2 separate regions of the Mus musculus genome follow, and region 1 is linked to region 2. Evidence: chromatin loops called from intact Hi-C (ENCODE). Cell type or tissue: left cerebral cortex. All regions are shown on one strand. Each heading gives the region's core, and the rest is flanking DNA. Links, peaks and the distances in the headings are about the cores only.

Evidence for each region. A loop is a pair of places that touch in the nucleus more often than their neighbours do. Peaks named below come from ENCODE experiments on the same cell type or tissue, not always from the same donor. Only the 100,000 strongest peaks of a DNase experiment are listed, where the experiment ranks them.
Region 1: it touches region 2 in a loop (2.1-fold over the local background); 7 of 42 quality-filtered maps call a loop at or near these places.

The regions. Positions count from the first base shown.
Region 1 is chr15:85,486,292-85,493,927 of GRCm38, reverse strand. 7530416G11Rik (RIKEN cDNA 7530416G11 gene) reads left to right here. Exons shown (of 5, transcript NM_001256072.1): 5 at 561-1,192. The coding sequence ends at 646. Among named protein-coding and RNA genes, the nearest start is that of 7530416G11Rik, 13 kb to the left of the region's middle. In left cerebral cortex, for the core only: no CTCF peak of the experiment used is centred there; DNase peaks (open chromatin) are centred at 4,001 and 4,721.
Region 2 is chr15:85,324,468-85,332,103 of GRCm38, reverse strand. No RefSeq gene overlaps it. Among named protein-coding and RNA genes, the nearest start is that of Atxn10, 8.0 kb to the left of the region's middle. In left cerebral cortex, for the core only: a CTCF peak has its summit at 3,450 (motif pointing left); DNase peaks (open chromatin) are centred at 4,061 and 4,406.

The DNA.
Region 1 (7,636 bases), core at 3,451-5,950, 160 kb before region 2:
TCTGCTCTAACATAGATGTGTGCTCTGGGAATCAGTGACAGCGTCTTTGTCAGATAGAGACACTGAAGCTCGGAGAGCTTGAGACAAGTGTTTGAGGCTACGAGGGGACCAAGAAGAGGCACAGCTGGTGAGAAAGGTGAGAAAGGGCTTGTAGTCATGGCTGAAGACTACATACAAGTGGCCTCCTATGACCAAAAGTGAGCAAAGACAGGGATCAGAAGCACATTGCACAAAGGCAGACGTGGGCTCCAAGCCTGCCAAGTTTGGCAGGTGGAGTGGAGGCCAGCTCTACTCCACTTTGGTGAAGAGAACCAGGGGTCAGCTGTGGGAAAGGACTCACCTTGGTCAAAGGCCAGAAGAAATGACCTATTTCCAATAGGCAAGCTGTGGAATCAGGTTCCCAGCAACAGATATACAGAAAGCCAGGCATGGTGGCACGAGACTACATTCCTAACACTGGGGAGGCAGAAGCCAGAGGATCAAGGAGCTCAAAGGCATCCTTAGCTATAGAGGGAGTTCAAGTCTAGCTTGGACTGTAAGAGACCCCTGTCTCCCAACAGCAACCAAGCAAGCAAATGGATGGAGAAGGAAATACGGGGCCTACACACAATGGAGATTTACTGAGTCTCCAAGAGGAACGGGATGATGCCATTTACAGGTAACTAGGAGGAGATCACATCAGTGAAGTCAGGCAGCCTCGGAAAGACGGACACTACACTTTCCCACCTGGTATGCAGGGTGCTGGTTAGTTTTCTTCAACTTTACACAAACTACAGTCACCTGGGGAGAAGGACCCTCCATTGAGGAGGTGCCTCCATCAGATGTGCCTGTCTATAGCGCATTTTCTCCTCCTTCCTTCCTTCCTTCCTTCCTTCCTTCCTTCCTTCCTTCCTTCCTTCCTTCTCCCTCTCTCTCTCTCTTATTATTATTATTGGTTTTGTTTTTTAAGAGGGAGAAAGAACATGAAGTTGGCAGTGCATTGTCTTTGATTAATGGCTAATGTGGGAGGCCCTAGCCTACTATAGATGATACAGCTCCCTGAACAGGTAGTCCTAGTGCTGTGTGCTATGTAGGAAAGGTTGCTGAGGCTCCTGCTTTAATGCCTGTGTTCAGGTCCTGCCCTGATTTACTGCTTTGGCTTCACTCAGTGATGAGCTACCAGGAATGAGTGAAAATAAATCCTTTCCTCTCCTAAGTTGGTTTTGGTCAGTATTTTATCACAGAATAAAAAGCAAAAGAAGGACATGCAGGGTGTGTGTGTATGTGTGTGTGTGTGTGTGTGTGTGTGTGTGTGTGTGTACATATGTAACATGAAAACAGAAGGGGGACTTTTGGGGGGTAGGACAAGATGGGGTAGGAGAAGGCTGTGGAGGATATGAATATCAGTAAAGTATTATGCTATCTTGATTTTGAACATGAAATTATATATGAAACTCTCATAATGAAACACATAAAATTAGTAAAATAGTTAATTTAGACAAAGGGGGGAATTATTCCCTTCTGTGCTTCACCAACTCTGGCTCTTCACAACCAACATTATGGCAGGATCTTCAGGGAGAAAATTGCCCGTAGCTCTGAAGGCCTGAGACCCAGAGTAACTTCATAGAACCCTCTCTAAGATGACTACCTGCTGCCTCTTGCCAGCCCCAAACCCCAGGGCCAGCAGATGCAGGGACAGGTCAGCAGAGCTGCACAGGCGTGCACTGGCTGGCCACTTAGACCAGCCCATCTTTCTCTACTTTCCTTACTATTCTTTTTCAAAACATAGGAGATATAGGATCTCATGGGTCCCACTCTGTGGGACCAGTCGGGGCCCTCAGTAAACGGGAGCATATGGGGAAGGGGGTCCCAAGCCTTCAGGCATCTTCCTGATCAGAGCAGGCTCTGTGCTTATGATAAAGCAGCAGAAGGTTTGATGGTCCCAGTGAGACAGTCACTCTGAGTGCCTCTGCTCTGGGTGGTCAGGACCAGGTCAGGCTGTGCACAGAGCCAAGCATCCTTTACGTGTCACTGGAGCCTTGTCCTGCAGCTGCAGTGACCCCTGCTCCAGCTCTGCCGCCAAAGGACACAGTCTGCCACCCACACTCTGTCCCTTCCCTTCAAATGCCTCTCCCTGGTTGGGGGTGGGTGGGTGGGGTGGGGCCAGGGAACAGGGCAGCTATCGGGCAGAGCCTCTTTATAGCCTCAGCTCCCATTCTATGTGGATCCGGCAGGTATGAGAAAAGAGGCGTATTTGCTCTCCCCCACCGTGTCCCCTGACACCTCCATGAGGTGGTCAGACAGCAGCCCTGGTCCATCCCCACCAGCTTCTGGGTACTTTTTTTCCCCTTTCCCTAAGGAAGAACCAGAGAGCTGAGTATCTTCAGAATTGGGGAGCCTTGCAGGAGAGCTGGTTTTCTGGGGGTTTGGCAGGCTGAGGGCAGAGCCCCTATTTCAGGAATGCTCACAGAAAAGCCTATCTTCCCAGTCCATAGATGAGTCCTTTAAGGATTAAAAACATACCACAGGACCAAGTGGTCACAAAAGTCACCTCTGCTGCCTGGCCTGCTGGGTGGAACTCTAGTGTCCTTTCCTACCTGGAAGGTCTATGCCTGCTCTCCCACACAGCTGTTGCTTTCAGGGAGTTAGTGACAATGCAGGGACAGGCCTATATCAGCACAGCATCCTGGTTTCTCTGATTTGATCTCTGGTGGGCTCGAAGGATTTTTTTTTCCCTTTAAAGCTTCACTGTGGGGTATCTACTGGCAAAATGGCAAAGCCATGAATGATCTGCTTGGTGAAAGGGTTGGTTATCAACACATGGGCTTTAGTGGACTGCCCATTGGAACCACAGTCTTTGTTAAGAAAGCCATGATGACAACTTCCTCCACCATCTGAGTGTGTGTGTGTGTGTGTGTGCGTGTGATCATGAGGCTATCACCAACAGAAAACACACACAGCATGCCCACACTGCAAGGGAGCAGCCTGGTTACCTTGGGGCTCCTAGTCGCTGTCACATTCAGCTTGTCACCATGCACTCTCTCCTTCTGATCTGTCGCTGTCTGAAGTCATCCCACTTCTGGGCTTCTGAAGCCTCGTGTGTTTTCACCAGTGACATCAGCATCTTCTCTCTATCTCTGTCTCTGTCTCTCTGTCTCTCTGTCTCTGTCTCTCTCTGTCTCTCTCTGTCTCTGTCTCTCTGTCTCTCTCTCTCTCTCTCTGTCTCTCTCTCTCTTTCTCTGCAGCTCTTCCCAGAGGCTCAGTCCATGATGTGTAGTGTGCACAATGTGTGTCACTAGGGACCTCAATGCTCCTGATAGTGGGTGAATGGGGACCATCACCCACTCAGGGAAGCTGGGGAGCTTGAGAGCAGATATTCTAGTCCAGGCCATACCTTGCTCATTACCAGTGCCCTCATGGACTCATTTGTGAGGCCTTTGATGTCAGTCCTTATCACCATGTGCCCTAGGTGCCTGAGCCTGACCCCCCAGAGCCTGCCCAGGACACTGCCTGTTTATCCAGACACAGTGGAAGGTTTTGGGATCTGCCACACACTGTGCCTGTGACCATCTCAGGGTCCCCTTCCCATGCAGTAGCAGCCAGGCATCTGCAGCACAGCTCCTGAGCACACTCCCGGAGCTGTAAGAAGCTCCTGTCCAAGCCCCAGATGATCCCACGGAGGCAAGATCCTAACATGTCACCAGGCTTAGGGAGACTCCCTTAGCCAGGGCTCAGTTAAGGGCTCATGGACCCGAGTGACTCTGTAGACAGGGAAAACAGACCTGGAACAGCAGTCATTTCTTAAGGATCAACCCCACCCCAGTCCTTTGTCCAGGCTGTGCAAAGCCTGGGCAAGAAGGGGGGGTCCTCACTTCTGGATCGCTCCTCTTGCTTGTCTTTAAAAGCAGCTTAATTTAAGTACAATCGCCAAGCAATTAGCCGTGCATATTTAAGGGGTACCGTTTGATAAGTTTTGACACGTATGCATCTGTGAAGGCACCACAACTAACTCGGGATAATGAGCAGCTCATCTTCCCACAGGGACCCTTTGTGACAACCCCCACTTCTGCGTTCCCACCCCCACACTGTCTCTGAGCAACCATCTCTACCTGCTTTCTGCCACACAAGAGCATGTACTTCCTAGATTTTAGGTAAATCCCAGTTTCTCCACCTAGGATCATGTCCCAGAGTGTATTGGGAATCTTTTCACTCCTTCTCCTCCTAAGCCCCCACCCTCTTAGTGTGATGTATGTGCACAGCTGTGTAAAGGCATGCATGCTAACAGAAGTCATGCTAACAGGTCAGAGGAGGATGCTGTACCCTGCTTTATCTCTCTCTGCCTTATTCCTTTGAGACAGGGTTTCTCACTGAATCTGGAGCCAGGCTGCAGTCCGTCAAAACCCAAGGATCCTTCAGTCTCTGTTGCTCACACCACTGGGGTTACAGGTCCGTATGAAGCCTGGTCCATCTTTCTATGTGGCTTCTGGGATCTGACCTCAGGTCCTCATAGCGCAACCACTCTTCCCTACGGAGCCATTTCTCCAGCCTGCAGTGTAGCCATACTGTCCAGTGGGACTCACGGTGTTCCTACTCCATGACAACACCGTAGTGTGTGTCTTGCATTTACATCGCAGCGTCTGGTGTGCGCCACACTGCGTGTTTTGTGTAGCTTTCGGGCCATGAGCAATCCTGAAGCTATGCCACAGCGTGTGTATCGGGTGACCACACTGCCATTTACCTTCCCCCTTACATGGGAGATAGACGTTCAGGTTCTTAGTCATTAAGGGTATTTCAGTATTTAGTTACCCATAAAGCTGGTATGAATATTCATGTCCCAGTCTCCGTAGGGACAGCTGGTGCTGTTTCTCTTGGGTAAATACGAGGCTAGAATGCCTGCATCATATGGCCAGTATATGTTTAACTTTTAAAACCCCTTCCAAGCTGATTTCCACATGTCCTTAGTACTTGACATTTGTTCTCACCGGTGGCAGTGAGTTCCAGTCCCCCCACACCCCGACACCCTTGGCATTTGTCAGCTTTTCTAAGCGGAGCTGTTAATAAACAGGCAGGTACCACTGTGAGTTTCTTACCATAATGACCTAATGCTATTGACTAGTCTTTCTATATGCTCATTGGCTCTTTGAGTATTTTCTTTTGTGAAATGTTACTCAAATGATTTATTTTAAAAGCTGGATTCTGTATATAGTTTATTTATCCGACATCACCAGATGTACACTCAAAATAAGGTTCTGCCACAGTGGTCTGTCTTCTCCAGCTCGTAACAATGTCTTTCAAGCACTGGACATGTTTATTTTGATGGGGGTCAAGTTTGTTAGTTTACTCCTTCCTAAATCTTGCTCTTGGTGTCAAAACTAAGCAATTGGAGGCCGGAGAGAGAGCTCAGTGGTTAAATGGGCTTACTGCTCTTGCGACCAGAGTTCAGTTTCCAACATCCAGGAACTCCAGTTCCAAGGGGGATCCAACACCCTCTTCTGGCCTTTTTGGGTGCACGCACACACACACACACACACACACACACACACACACACACACACACACAGAGCCCTATAAAACAAAACAAGGCACAAACACCTAAGAAACCATTTAAACTGTAAATCAGAAACCTCAGTAGTTTTAGGTTCTGAGTTCATTGTGAGTTATTTTTTTGGCCATGGAGCCAAGTATAAATTGAAGTCTACTCTTTAGCATTTTGTGTGCAAATATTTGAATACTCTAATACCATTTGTTAGAGAGTTGCCACACTGCAGTCTAAACTGTCTTTGTGAAAATCAAGCTGACCACGTGTGTGCAGTTCTGTTTTGAGTCTGTCTTTCTCAGCAATCTATTCATCTATCCTCAAACCAATACTACGGTCTCTCAACCTTGTTCAAACTTGTTCAATCCTGTGGTTAGTTCTAGTGGGTCTCTTTCAGCTTTATTGGTCTTTCTACAGAGCGATTATGTCATCTGTAAGTAATGAACATTTCCCTTCTTTTCTGTCTGGATTACTTTCTCTTTTCATTCTTGCCTGCCTAGAAGCTCCGAGATGATGGTGGACTGCAGTGGTAAGCATGGCTGTCCTTCTCTAGTCCCTAGTCTTTGGGGAAATATATCCAGTCTTTTCTATTAATTGTGAAGTTAGCCATAGGGTATAGGCTCCCTCTCGGTTGAGGAAGTCCCCTCTATAGCTCTACTTTCGTGGCTGTTTATAAGAAATGGATGTGGGGTTTTGTCAGATGACTTTCTGTGACTCTTGAGATGGTCGTACATTTTAGGTTCATACATATGGAAAATTACATGATTAATTTTCTAATGGAAAACCAACCTTGCATTATGGGGATAAATCCCATATGGTCATGATAGAGTATCTTTTTTTTCTTTTCCACAGTGTTTAATCCAATTTAAGTTCCTTTAGAACTTTTTATTTATGTTCTTGAGAGAAATTGTTCTTTACTTTATTTTTTTTGACAAAAGTTACATTTAATTTACAATGTAATAAAGGTTACAGGTAAAATGCTACACTCAAAGCAGAAAAGGCCTATTATGCAAATGTACAAATCTGTACAAAGCTCATACAACGGTTCCTACCTTGTCTCCTGTTAGCCAGGTCTATTCTGGAGATCTGAAGAACCAGAACTTCCCATGGGGGGGTCTGGGGGGGGGGTCAGGGGAGGGGGGGCGTCAGGGGAGGGGGAGCATCCAAATCAACAACCGAGCATGTTCTAACACACACCTGGTCCTTGCAGTGTAGTCTTCCTGTTCATGAGCCCCAACTGCTCATGATTTTGTGTCATGGAATAAGCTAAGAACTAAGTTTTCTTTCTTTTTTTTTTTTAAGGACTCATGTAGAATTCTTTCAAGTGTGCCATAGAATTCACTAATGAAAGGCCTGAAGTTTTATGTAATTTTTATTTTTCAAATTATAGATATAGTCAGTTTACTTTATTTCTTCTCAAGTGAATTTAGAGGTTTGTTTCATTAAAGTTGTCAACCTTATATAGGTATATGATTCCCTTGTCTTTTGGGTTCTGTATGACCTGTACTGGTGTCTCCTTTCTCATCTCTGGTGTTAGAATGAGCGTGTTCTCTTTCTTTGCTAATAGAGCAGTCCAGCTAGTGTTCTGTTTTACTTCCTAAAGAGCCGGCATGGCTTTCATTCTCTTCCTCTGTCATTTTTCTTTTATATTTTACTAAGTTTTCACCTTCATCTTTATGATTTGGATTACTGAGATTTCAGTTCTCAGATCTGTGGACTCACAACTTTCACTGTTTTCCAGGTTTTAGTTTCTAAAGCTAAAACTGAGGTCAATTATTTGCTATTTTTTTTCTCTTCCTTTCTCTTGATTGTTTGAGGCGGGGGTCTCACTGTAACCTAGGCTGGTCTAGAACTCACTATTTAACCCAGGCCAGCCCCTTTAACCAAGAACAATCCTACTGCCCCAGGCTCTGGAATATACTTATAAACCAGATTCTTTCCCAGTGTCAGCACTGCCTGCAGCTGAAGCTGAGCCAAGCCCTGCCTCGCACTACCTCATAAATTCCGGCATATTGTATTTTCTCTCAACAAGTTTAAAATCCTGACTTTTTTTTTTTTTTTTGGTTTCTTATTTGACTCATGAAGCTATGTATAGTTTTCAAACATTTGAGAACTATCCTG
Region 2 (7,636 bases), core at 2,320-4,819:
GAAAAAAATAAAAACTCTGACGGATTTTCATTGCATGCGGATTTTCCTAAACAGAATTTAAGCTAGCTTCCTCCCCAAAACCAGCTAAGGTCACCTCATCTCGGTTCTCCAACTGGCCTCAGGAAGGTCGCCCTCTCCCACAGAACCCTGCAGACTTGGTGCCTGTCGCATAGGATAGCCCCCCCCCACCCGCCCCACAGATGCCTGTATGACATGCTCTCTTCAACTGTCCACTTGAATACCTTCCTCTTTCCCTTCTCCTCCCTCCCCCACCCCGCCACACTAACACTATCTTCGCTTTCGTTTTTTAAGATTTTTTTTTTACTTACATGTATGTGTGTGAGCTTCCGTGAGTATATATACACCCTACATGTACAGGAGCCTAAAGAGGGGCATCAGCTACCCTGAAAGTGGAGTGGCAGGGTTTATGAGCCACCATGTGGGTGCTGGGGACAGAAGCCAGTACTCTGAAAGAGCAGCACCACTGAGCCATCTCTCCAGTCTCAAACGGTACACTGCCACTTCCTGCGTGTCCATGTTACTGACATTTAAACATAGGGCCTTGTACTCCCTAAAAGTGTTCTGCCACTAAACTACCTACCCGGCCCTGCCTCTGATTTCTTTGAAGAATGTCTAGCTCCCATATTGTACACCTAGTCTTAAACTACCATGCTTGAGCAATCTGCCTCTGCCTCCCAAGCAGCTGGGTTTGCAGGGGCTGTCAACAGACCCAGCTCATGTGATGTAATGAGCTTCTCCATCAGTTTGCTTAGAACTATAATACTTCACCCAACCCGGAGGCCAAGGAATCTTCTCTGTACACCTACCTATTCTATGACTAAGCGCGACTTGAGGAGGAGAGCGGTTATTTGGCTTGCAGGTTAGAGTTCACCATGGGGGAAGCCCGAGGCAGGAACTGAAGCAAAGACCACAGAGGAACATTGCTTCCTGGTCTACTTTTCAAGGCTTTCTCACCTTGCTTTCTTGTACAACCTTCGATCACCTGCTTAGAGACAGCCCCGCCCACAGTGGACTGGCCCCTCCCATGTCAATCATTAATCAAGAAAAGACCCCCATAGACTTACTGACGGGCCAATCCAATGGAGGCAATTTCTCAATTAAGGTTCCCTATCCAGCCGGGCTTGGTGGCGCACGCCTTTAATCCCAGCACTTGGGAGGCAGAGGCAGGCGGATCTCTGAGTTCGAGGACAGCCTGGTCTACAAAGTGAGTTCCAGGACAGCCAGGGATACACAGAGAAACCCTGTCTTGACAAAACCAAAAAAAAAACCAAAAAAAAACCAAAAAAACCAAGGTTCCCTATCCAGGGGAACTCTAACTTGTGTCACAAACCCTATTCCGCTTAGCACCCAACACGTTCTGCAGTGCAGAGTTTACATACCAGTTTATTATTATTACTATTATTATTATTACTTCTCTATGATGTTTACTGCTAGAAAAAAAAGCTGCAAACGGTTAGAGATGCCTGTTTCTAACTTTGTGTCACCAGCCCAGCACCTAGAAAAAGGCCCAATGTATGGTGCTGGGTCAATAAATATTGATGACTAGAGAATATTTTATAATACATAATATTTCCCAAAAGGAAAAGAAAATGTTACACACTCCAAAGGAACACAGTCAATGAAAGAGTTCAGGAACAGGGGAAGAAGGGAAGGGAGCAAGTAAAAGAAAAAATCATTTAGAAGGCAAAATGACAGAAATATGTGTGTGTGTGTGTGTGTGTGTGTGTGTGTGTGTGTAAGAAGAACAAAAGAAAGTTAAGTCTGCCAGACAGCGTGTGGTATTGATTACCCAGAATCGATGGAGGAACACAACCTTGACTGAACAGATGTGAGCAAGTTAATATTTCACTCGGTTCAATGTCATCTCTTACCGTTGTGTAACTGTTTGCCTGTGACAAACCAAATGAGCAAGGCGCCACACTGAGATGAAACTTGTGACCTACATTTGTATTGTGAGCCCACTGCACAAGAAAAGGAGACTCAAGCGCTAGAGTAACCAAGAAAAACAATAAGGAATGGAGAGAGAGAGAGAGAGAGAGAGAGAGAGAGAGAGAGAGAGAGAAGGAAGGAAGGAAGGAAGGAAGGAAGGAAGGAAGGAAGGAAGGAAATCGGAGGTGAAGGAGAAGGAGGTATACGGCAAATAGACTTGGACCAGATGCACATGGTTTTAGGGAGGAAAGGAGAGAGGCAGTAAGTGACCACTGGAAAGAATAGAAGATGCCTAAAATAAAATAAAGAAAACCCCGGCTCCTGTATCTGACACACCACCTCACCCAGACTTTGTTTTCTGTTGCTATGATGAGCACCATGACCAGAGGCAACCTGGGGAGAAAGGACTGTCATGGAGAGACATCAAGGAAGACACCTGGAGGAAGAAGCTGAAGCAGAGACCATAGATGAGCGATGCTTCCTAGCTTGCTTTCCCTGGCTTGCTCTCTCCAGCTTGCCCAGCTAGCTTTCTTATATAGCCTAGGCACACGTGCATAGCAATGGTATCACCCACGGAATACCAAGCCCTCCTAGATCAATCAACAATTGAGAAAACGCACCACAGACATGCCCACGGGCCACTCTGATAGAGGCTGAGGTTCTCTCTTCCCCGGTGTGTCAGGATGACAACGCTGTGACATCTTCATTAACTCTTCTTACTGGAGTTTCCATTGTGTATCGACATGAGACCCATGTGCCATCAGGAAGTCCTCTGGCCACCAGATGCCTGTCTGCTAGCTCTTTATATCCTAGTTAGCTTTGCCAGCTCCACACAGCCTTGAGAGAGAAGCTTGACTGAGGCCAGGTCACATGGGCTACGCACATGTCTGAGGGTCAAGGTCTTGATTGCTGATTGGTATGAAGGGGCCCAGCCGACTGTGGGAGGGAAATCCAGGGCTATGTAGGAAAGCTAAGCACAGCCATGCAAATAATGTTCTAAGTAGTTTTGTTTTCTTTTTTTCTTTCTATATTTCTTTTTTCTTTTTGTTTGTTTGTTTGTTTGTTTCTCTGTATAGCCCTAGCTATCCTGGAACTCACTCTGTAGACCAGGCCGGCCTCGAACTCAGAAATCCGCCTGCCTCTGCCTCCCGTGTGCTGGGATTCAAGGCGTGCGCCACCACTGCCGTGAAATAGACTCTACTTAGCTCTCCGTCCTTTAAATAGCTTTGTTTCTTCTTGCTGGATAGTTTCTTTGGGTCCATCAACCAGCTAATTTACTCTGAGTACATACACATAAATAAAAACTGAATAAATAATAAACTTTTTAGAGAGAGAGAGAGAGAGAGAGAGAGAGAGAGAGAGAGAGAGAGAGAAAGAAAGAAATGTATTGGAACGATGACCCAGCAGTTAAGAGAACTGGCTGCTCTTCCAATGGTTGCTCCCAGCACCCACAGGCTGTTTACAACCATCTGTTACTCCAGTCCCAGTGGAACTGATGCCCTCTTCTGGCCACTAGAGGTATTGCACACGTGACATACAGGCATAAACTAATACAATTAAATTAAAATCTGTAAAAACCAAAACAGAAATTCTGGGAGATGGGAGAGGGAGAGGGAGAGGGAGAGGGAGAGGGAGAGGGAGAGGGAGAGGGAGAGGGAGAGGGAGAGGGAGAGGGAGAGGGAGAGGGAGAGGGAGAGGGAGAGGGAGAGGGAGAGGGAGAGGGAGAGGGAGAGGGAGAGGGAGAGGGAGAGGGAGAGGGAGAGGGAGAGGGAGAGGGAGAGGGAGAGGGAGAGGGAGAGGGAGAGGGAGAGGGAGAGGGAGAGGGAGAGGGAGAGGGAGGAGAGGGAGAGGGAGAGGGAGAGGGAGAGGGAGAATAGATAGCACAGTAAGAATGTGCCAGGTAGAATTAAGAGAGCTAAGAGCCAAGCCTAGAAGCAGTACTTAGATCTAAACCACAGCTCCAGCGAGTACTGAGCAGAACCGGGCAAAGTGAGACGAGACATATTTATAGACACATCAGAATGAAACTGCAGAGCACGACAAAGACAACCTGATAAGCCACAGGAAACACACAGGTTCTTTTTTAAGGGAGTGACAATTCAAGTAGGCTGCATTTAAGGCAGAAATACTAGAAACCAAAATATCGCACTGAGATCTCCCATGTGCTGTAAACCATAAATAACCACCAACAGACCCACGCGACAGGAAACAGGGAGGCGTGAAGACCATCCCGGCTGGAGGAGGAAGTAGCCAACTGAAGCCCTGCGAGGACAGCAAACCATTAGCATCACAGGAAGGGACCCGGGGATGTATGGACAAACAAATGGCAGTATGTCCATGCAGCAGGAGGCTGCTCAGGGATAAAGAGAAACAAAATGTCAACATAACAATGTGAGCGAATCCCGAAATCAATTATGGGGAATCAAATGGCGCAGACAGGAAGGGAGAGTGTGCTGTGGGATTTCACTGTGTGAAGATGCAAGCCGTGTAAATCCCACACAACTCAGTTCATGGTGTGAAGTTATAGTGACGTTACAGACGAGGATGGAACCAGAGAGAGGCTGGAATGTGAAGGGCAAAGCCCTCAGCACTTGGGAGTCTGAGGTAGGAGGGCACTGTGGGTTCAAGGCCAGCCTGCATTGCATAGAAAGACTGCCCCAAAACAGTAAGAAGGGCAGCGTTTTAGAATCACAACTGGTCTGCCATGATTGTGATAGCCGTTAGCAGAAAATCTACCAAGCCGTGCACTTTACAAAGGAGAACCTGGGACTAGAGAGTTGACTCCGTGATTAAGAGCACTGGCTCCTCTTCCAGAGGCCCTGAGTTCAATTCCCAGCAACCACATGGTGGTGACTTATCACCATCCCATGCCTTCTTCTGGTGTGTCTGAAGACAGCTACAGTGTACTCATATACATGAGACAATACATAATTCTTTTTAAAAATGAAAACCTGATTTTACATAAATAATAGTTAGTGAGCGCTCTCTGCCCCTTCTCTCTGACTCTCTTCTCTCCCTGATCTCTTTCTCCCTCACTCTCCTTCCCCTCCCCCCTCTCTCTCCAGGAGTTCCTGGCCAGCCTCTCCTCCCCTCCCCTGCCCTCTCCCCCTGTGTCTTTCTCTGTCTCTACTCCCTTCTAAACAACTCCCTTTTCCATGCCCTAAATAAACCTTATTTTACACTAAAAAAATAAGTAAAAAACAATAAAAAAATAATAGGTAGTGAAAAAAAAACAGCAACAAAGTGTATCTGGCCCTAGTGTATTACAAACAGACCTGCGTCTTTGCTGTAAACCGCTTCCAGGCACTGACTAACAGACACCCCTAGCCAGAATCCCCAAGTAAGCAGACATCTGAGAGGCAGATTTCTGTCTGGACTCACGTAGGAAGAATGCTGTCACCAAAGACAGTGAGACAAACTCATGAGTCAAAGAGTCCAGGGTCACAGGTAGCAAACCTGTGTAGCTGGAACTTCCCAAGCTAAGAGCTAAGCTGGCCAAGACTCCGGGAGACTCCAGAGGCCACCAAGAAACTATGTGATCTCGGGCTGAGGATTGAGCTGTGTGTGTACTGAGAACCCACCAATCCAGACAAAGATAGCAGGGAGGTGCAGCAACCCGGGGCACCTCTGGAGACGACTCAGAACTAGAAGTTAGACTTCTAAACAATGCTAGTGAGAATACATACAATGGCGATGGACCTCGAAAACATTGTGGTAAGGGAAAGACATCATAGCAAAGACTGTTTCTATGAAATCTCCAGAAAAGGAAAGAAATACAGGCAAAAAAGAAAAAAAATTCTGTATTTTCCTAGAGTTGGGAGCAGAAACAGGAATTGAACAAAAAGAGATGGTCTGCAAAAATAAATAAACAAAAAGAAATCACAAATGTGTTTTTGTTTTTTGTTTCTCTAGACAAGGTCGCTTGTAGCCCAAGGTGGCCTTGAACTCCTAATCTTCGTACCTTCGCCTTCTAAGTAAGTCACCATGTCCATCTTAAACGTTACCAAAGTTACCAACCTTGTCAAACCTGATGGCACCCAGCTTTAATCCCAATGCTTGAGGTGCAGAGGCAAGCAGATCTCTGTGAGTTTGAGGCCAGCTTCGTCTACATACCAAGTTCTAGCCCAGCCAACGGTGCATAATGAGAGCCTGTCTCACACACATGCACACGCGCGCGCGCGCACACACACACACACACACAAGCACATGCACACGCACACATGCACACACGCACACACGCACGCCCGCGCGTGCACCACAAAACAGGCCACAGAAGAGAACTCATGGAAGTTGTGCTACGTTGTTTATAAATTGTTAAGTATATAGTTCTCCACCGTTGATGGGTTCTGGGGGGTGGGGGAGGGAAGGACTCCGTTTTTCATTGAGAGACTGGTCACCAGGAGTTTGACAGTGCTGCAGTGAGTATATGGGCAACATAAATTAGACTCGATTTTTGTTGTTTTGTTTTATTTTGCTTTGTTTTCTTCCTCTTCTTCTCCTCCTCCTCCTTCTCCTTCTTTTCCTTCTTCCTCTTCCTCTTCTTCCTCTTCCTCCTCCTCCCCCCCTTCTTCCTCATCCTCTTTGTTTTTTGGGGGTGCATGGGTCACAGGGCTGTGGGGGGCGGACCTGGGAGAACTGGGAGGTGAGCGTACTCAGAGTTCAAAATGTAGAACTTCCAAATGATCAACAAAAATATTATGAAAAAATGTACACACACACATACACACACAGCATGTCATTAAACATCTAAAGAAAACAGAATCTCCTGGCTTTTTACTGGCCCTTGTAAAGACAGACTGAACCCCTGGCCAGGACCTCAAGTGTCTGTGTGGCCATCAGAACCATTATGATGAAACAGTGTTCATTTTGGGATGAAAGAACTTCCTCTGGGGTGCAGTGCCAGGAAGCTCTAGAACAAAAGCACGCAGCACAAGTCAGTGGTCCAGATTCATATCACCCACCATTGCTGGCATGTCCCTAAGTTCTTGTGACATATGACCACACAGGTAGAAATCCCTTAAGATCAGAAGAAGACAAAGAACACACTTGGGCTCCAGGATCCTTTGGAGCAGTATTTTATGACAGCTACTGTAAAAAAAAAAAAAAAAAAAAAAAAAAAGAACTCAAACAGGGTTGATTCAAATATGTGCCTTGGGTCTGGAAAGATGGGTTAGCAGTTAAGAGCATTTGCTGCCCTTCCAGAGGACTGGCGTGCAATTCCCAGCACCCACATCACAGCTCTCAACTGTCTATAATCCCAGTCCCAGGGAATGTAACATCTTCTGGCCTCTGGGGATCCCAGGAATACATGTGGTGCACACGTATAACTGCAGACGAAAGAAACACCCATACTCACCACACATAATATAAATACCAGAGAATTTAGTATCTTACCCTTCTGTAATTTAGAAGATTGAAATAAGTTTCACTGAACTAGAATCAAAGTGTTTACAAGGCTGATGCCTTCTGGGGTCTCTGTGAGAGAACACATGTCTATGCTTTTTTCAGATCAGGGCCCACTCACAACTGCTTGGCTCTTAGCTTCTTCTTGTAACTTCAGAGACAGAAAGGCAGGGCTAAAGATCTGCCTTCTCATACTGCTATCCTCCTGTTCTTCAGTTTCCATGGTTACATCTCCTTTTCTGACTTGAACACTCTCCTGCCTCCCACTTTTACTTAGGAAGAC